Linked DNA regions of Homo sapiens: region 2 is linked to region 1. A link is a loop called in an ENCODE intact Hi-C map of the cell type or tissue named here. Cell type or tissue: uterus. All regions are shown on one strand. Each heading gives the region's core, and the rest is flanking DNA. Links, peaks and the distances in the headings are about the cores only.

The links. Peaks named below come from ENCODE experiments on the same cell type or tissue, not always from the same donor. Only the 100,000 strongest peaks of a DNase experiment are listed, where the experiment ranks them.
Region 2: a loop joins it to region 1, with 7 times the contacts of the local background. A loop is called at or near these places in 7 of 110 quality-filtered maps.

The regions. Positions count from the first base shown.
Region 1 is chr9:87,127,006-87,129,814 of GRCh38, reverse strand. No RefSeq gene overlaps it. Among named protein-coding and RNA genes, the nearest start is that of LINC02872, 20 kb to the left of the region's middle. In uterus, for the core only: no CTCF peak of the experiment used is centred there; DNase peaks (open chromatin) are centred at 1,364, 1,654 and 2,565; H3K27ac peaks cover 1,920 bases.
Region 2 is chr9:86,950,957-86,953,765 of GRCh38, reverse strand. It overlaps GAS1RR (GAS1 adjacent regulatory RNA), which reads right to left. Exons shown (of 7, transcript NR_049794.1): 2 at 2,767-2,809. Among named protein-coding and RNA genes, the nearest start is that of GAS1RR, 3.7 kb to the right of the region's middle. In uterus, for the core only: no CTCF peak of the experiment used is centred there; no DNase peak of the experiment used is centred there.

The DNA of each region.
Region 1 (2,809 bases), core at 230-2,729:
ATTTGGAAAACGCAAATTAACATTCCAATAATATTTCACATTCATCAATTCACAAGATTTAAAATCTCTGACAAATCCCAAATATTGGAAGTATATGGAGAAATCGCAATTCTAATGCCCTGTTAGCAGAAATGTAAATTTATATAAGTACTTTGAAAATGATGAGCACTGAATTTATTATCGTGACTTCTCTCTGTAGAAAATAGGAGGAGAATGGGACTGGGAAAAAGTCATATACAGTAAACTTCAACTATATTTGAAATGCATTTTTAAGTACTTTGAAATAAATACAACATAATGCTAAGATTTGCTCAATCCAGCCATTGGGAACAGGCTAGTCACTGAGTTATTCTCTGTTCTCATTTCTATATATGAAATAACCTTTGTAACTAACAAAGCCAAGAAGTTAAGCATAAAGAAGAGAAGAGGCCTCAGAGAGCATGTGATGCTCTCACACTCCAGGGCATATCCAGACATCTGCAGGGCTGCTAAACCACAGATCACTGGGTCCCATACCAGAGTCTCCAAAGCAGCAGGTCTGGGAAGGGCCTGAGAACCTGCATTTCTGACAAGTTCCCAGGCAGGGCTGGTGCTGCTGATCTGGGTCCCCACTTAGAGAACACTGATCTCATCCAACCCTTCATTCTAGAGACAAGGAGCTCAGGTTCAGAAACGAGACATCATTTTTCCTCCCTCAAAAAATACTTGTATTAGGCACAGCTCCAGTACTGGTGACACAGATCTTAGCAAAACAGACACAGTCTCTGCCTTCACGGAAATTTTGTTCAGTTACAAAAGGGGTGGAGCATTTAATCAGCACGTCCACAAATAAGGAAACAAGATAATTGCAGACAATGGTAAAGTCTAAGAAGAAAATAAAACGGGGTAATGTCAGAAAGAGAGCGTGAGCAGGGTGGGAGTGTCATTGCATGGGATGGTCAGCTGCAGTGTGAGGAGGTGATATTTGTGTTGAGGTAGCAGAGAGGAGAAGGGACAGTTGAGGGAAGATCAGGGGAATGAATTGTGGGCAGAGGAAGGAGAAAGTTCCGAACCCGACACAAAAAACAAACAAGGAAATGTAAAGGGCTAGTGAACATATGAAAAGAAGTTTAACATTATTAGGTATCAGAGAAATATTTAGTTATTAACTATTTCCTAAACAACTAATAATTATTAGAGTAAAGCCACTTTGGTTAGATTATAGTGAGCAGAGAGGCACATGGAGACCAAGGTGAGAGGTAGGGATTTTATCCTTGTTGGAGGCCTGGATGTCTTGATGTCTAGGTTTTCATAGTTCATCTCTCCATTCATGCTCCAGGTTCTTCCCACCAGCCCATGCTGCACATGTGTCAAACACAAATTAAATGTAGTGCAAATAAAACACAGCCACCCCTTCCCCACTCTCTGTGTCAGTGCATCACTGCTCTCATGCTCTGCTAAAGCAAATAAAATAAATCTTTCAAAAGAACTCTTTCCACATCTGAAACATTTTTCAAGAGTGTCAGAACAATGGTCAGAGATATTAATTTGCAAATAAAATTTATTATGTTTTTCCTGTGTAGAGGTGTTTTCTTACTTTTGAGAGCCAAGGAGACAGATTACATCTATCATCAGTGAAACATAATAGATATACAGTGACTCAGAGTCCTCCGCGGGCCATCAAAGTGTCATACACAAATTTTCTTGAAAAATTTCTAGTGCTTACATCTTTGATTCATTTAGCCAATGTGTACATATTAAGCCTTGACTTTCCTTGGTGTTTCCATCTTTCTTTGACAGATAGGCACCACTTGATTTTCTCCTTTTGGACTAATATATGACCCAAACCACCATCTCAGTGTGTTTGTAAAAATATTTTAAAATAGTTATCAACGCCATCTTTCATGAGCACATTTGTCTTCAGTTTCTCAATGTTTTTATTTTGCAATTGGTATTGTGGCCCAAAGAAGATGGTCAAAAGATGGATGATGACTAAGTCAATCTGATACAGGGGTTCTATTATTATAAAATGCTCTCATTAGTTAATTTATTCAGGAAACACATGTTTCTTGGTCATCTCCTATATTTCAAAGCTATTGGAAAACAGCAGTGAAACAAACAAAGCCATTGAGCCATTGTTATCATGGAGCTCACTTTCTTGTGGAGGCAACAGATGACAAACCAATAAATATCCCATGTCAGGTGGTGGTGAATGTGAAGGAAAAAGAAAACAGGATAAGTAGACAGAAAAAGAAGGAAGTATCTGTATACTTTAAATAAATTAGAGAGGATTGTCTTTGATAGTGACATTTATTTATTTAAAATGGACAAAAACTGTATATATTTATGGTGTACAACATGATGACTGGATATATGTGTATACCCAATGTGGAATGGCTAAATTAAGCTAATTAATGTGTCCGTCACCTCACATGTTTATCACTTTTTGGTGGTGTGATGCTGACATTTCAGCAAAGCCCTGAATGAAGCCAGATGGACAATATCTGGAAGAAACAAATAAATAATGATGTCCTGAGATGATAGCCTGAGTGGCTGGAGCAGAGTGAATGTGGGGGAAGAGTTGCAGGATATGAGATAGAGGCAGGGGCCAAATCAGGGAGGGTTTTATAAGCTACAGTGAAAACTTTGAATTTTATTCTGAGAGGGATGGAAGCCCCTGGCAGATTTTGGGCAGAGAAATTATAGGTCCAATTTAGAGCTTAAAAGTACTTTGGTTTCTGCATTAAAACAAAAGAAAAATAAAGTGTGTGTGTGTGCACGCGCACACACACACACACACACACACACTGAAGAAAAGCAGAGGGATAGA
Region 2 (2,809 bases), core at 127-2,626, 180 kb after region 1:
ACTGCGTTTTTTTTTTTGTTTTTTTTTTTGAGACAGGGTCTTGCTCTGTCATCCAGGCTGGAGTGCAGTGGTGATCATAGCTCACTGTAGCCTTAACCTCCTGGGCTCAAGTGATCCTCCCTCCCCAGCCTCCTGAGTAGCTAGAATTATAGGCACGCATCACCATGTCTGGCTAATTTTTGTCCTCCCTCCACAGCCTCCTGAGTAGCTAGAATTATAGGCACGCATCACCATGTCTGGCTAATTTTTGTGGGTGTTCTTTGGTAGAGATGGGGTCTCGCGATGTTGCCTAGGCTGGCCTCAAACTCCTGGCTCTAGTGATCTTCTTGCCTAGGCCTCTCAAAGTTCTGGAATTACAGGAATGAGCCACTGCACCAGACCTCAAACTGCTGTAACACTGGTAGTGACCTTGGACTTTTTCCTGAGGAGTCACTATAAATTTTTAAGTGGAGTAGTGATTTCATCCGACTCATTTAACATCAGCATGGAGGATTGCTTTAGAGTAGTTATTCCAAAATGCTGTCTGAAGATGCAAAAGTTTCTGAAGAAGTTTCCCCTGTGTCGTAAATTCAGTTAAAATGAAAAAAAAAAAAATAGGACAATATAGTAAGTCCTTTAAATATCTAAATGTATTCAACTCGCCTGTATTCTCTGGTTATTCTTTCTCTGCCTTTGGGGTTTCAAATCCTCTTTATTTAATAAGACACTGGTGTTAACAGATGGTAGTAGTAGGTTTGTTTGTTTGTTAATGCTTGATAAAATAAAAAGTTGGCATCTTTTTTTAAAAGATATTCCAGATTTTTTTTGAAAATAAACGGATCTTTGAAATCTCAAAATCTAGCAACCACTGATGTTGAGTGGTTGAGGCAGAAATATGCCATTGTGTGTGTGTTTGTTTTTTTCCATAGTACACATTCCTTGGCCCCTGGGGAAGAATTCAAGTGTAATGAAGTTGGCACAGGCATATGTATTTTGAAAAAGCTCCCGAGTCCTTTAGAGATGCTTCTCTGGTTTACAATCCCTGGTTTGGAGGAGAGTTGGGAAAGACCTGGTATTCAGCAATGAAGAAAACCTTGAAGAAACCAGGACATGAGAAGACAGGGAGGGTGAATGTGAACAACATTTTTCTTAGATGGAATTAATAGGGCTCAAAGATGCGAAGATGGTCCTTGCCGAAGATATAAGCAAAGCTGGGGTTCAGGAGGAGGCTCCAGATCATTAGCTGGGAGAATGACCCTGCTTTACTGTGCATGAAAGGGATTTCCTTCTACATGAGGTTCCCATCCTTCTATCTTGTTCCCAAGAATTAATTCTTCTTAAGAAGGCAACAGACAAAGGGAAGACTTTTGTGAAGAATGAGGTAAACCTTCAGGATACAAAGTCTAATGTAGAATTCTAGAGTAGATGGTGCTTGGTTTCCATGCAGTATCTGCCACAAACTGAAGTATTAATATTTTCTGGTTTTAAGAATGCAAGTAAATAAAGAAAACAAGAGAGTGAATGTGATATGGTTTGGCTCTGTGTCCCCACCTAAATCTCATGTTGAATTATAATCTCCAGTGTTGGAGGAGGGACCTGGTGGGAGGTGATTGGATCATGGGGAAGGGATGGAGGGAGTTCCCCCATACTGTTCTTGTGAGAGTGAGTTCTCAAAAGATCTGGCTGTTTGAAAATGTGTAGCACCCCTCTCCTTTGCTCTCTCTCTCCTGCCAGCCATGTGAAGAAGTGCTTGCTTCCACTTGCCTTCAGCCATGATTGTAAGCTTCCTGAGGCCTCCCCAGAGGCAGAAGCCTATAAAGCCTTCTGAACCATGAGCAGATTAAACCTATTTTTTAAATAAATTACCCAGTCTTTATAGTAGTGTGAGAACACACTAATACAGGGTGTCTGTGACTTAAGACTTCTGCTAAGTGGTTAGAGCCTCTGACAACTCCAAATGGCCAAGTGACATATTGTTGAGTCCTCTGAGGGCAGAAGTCTATCTCCTCCTACTTTATCTGGGTTATGTTGCTAAAGCACCAAAAGGTAATTGGTATTTGTTGATTGAGGTTTTTGTTCTTTCACTGAACCAGTCAACCCTTTTGGAAATATAATTTTATATTTTAAAACTTCAGAACTATTCTGTATTCTTTAATCTCTCAGGGTCTTTATTACTGTTCTTTGTAGTAGAAATGATTTGGACTAGTTCTGAGTTGGCTGATTTAGAAGACAAGAAGTGCTGATTCTTCATTCATTCAACTTATCAAATATTTTATTGACACCTATGATGAGCCATTAATTGAATGTAGAATGTGAAGAAAAGGAAAGAATTCAGGCAGATACTAGCATCTTTCACCTAAGCAATTGGACAGGAAGAAAAGTTCTAATGCTCTATTGTTGCATAACAAACCATCTCAAAACTGAGTGGCTTAAAAGAATATTTTTTTGTTATTTCTCAGGATTCTTTGGGTTGACTGAGCTAAGCTCTGCTCTTCTTGCTTGAGGCAAGACCAGAACTAGAGAAAGGTGAGTGTAGTGTCTAAAGTACAAAATTTAAGGAGGCACTCACTCTTGGAGTCTTGGAGCCCAATTATGAAGGTCAATGCCTCCTTACATTTTGCACCAAAATGCCTCACTTGCTTCACGCTGATCTTGACCCTGGCTTGGGGTCTCTCTCATGTGTCTTCAGTAGGATGGCAGCTAGAGCTGGAGTCACCTGAAGGTTCAGCTGGGCTGGACATCCAAGTTAGTGTCTCCACTCACAAGTCTGGTGCCTTCTTCACTCACATGGCTGAAACAGCAGGGAGCTGGCCAGGCATCTCTTTCCTTC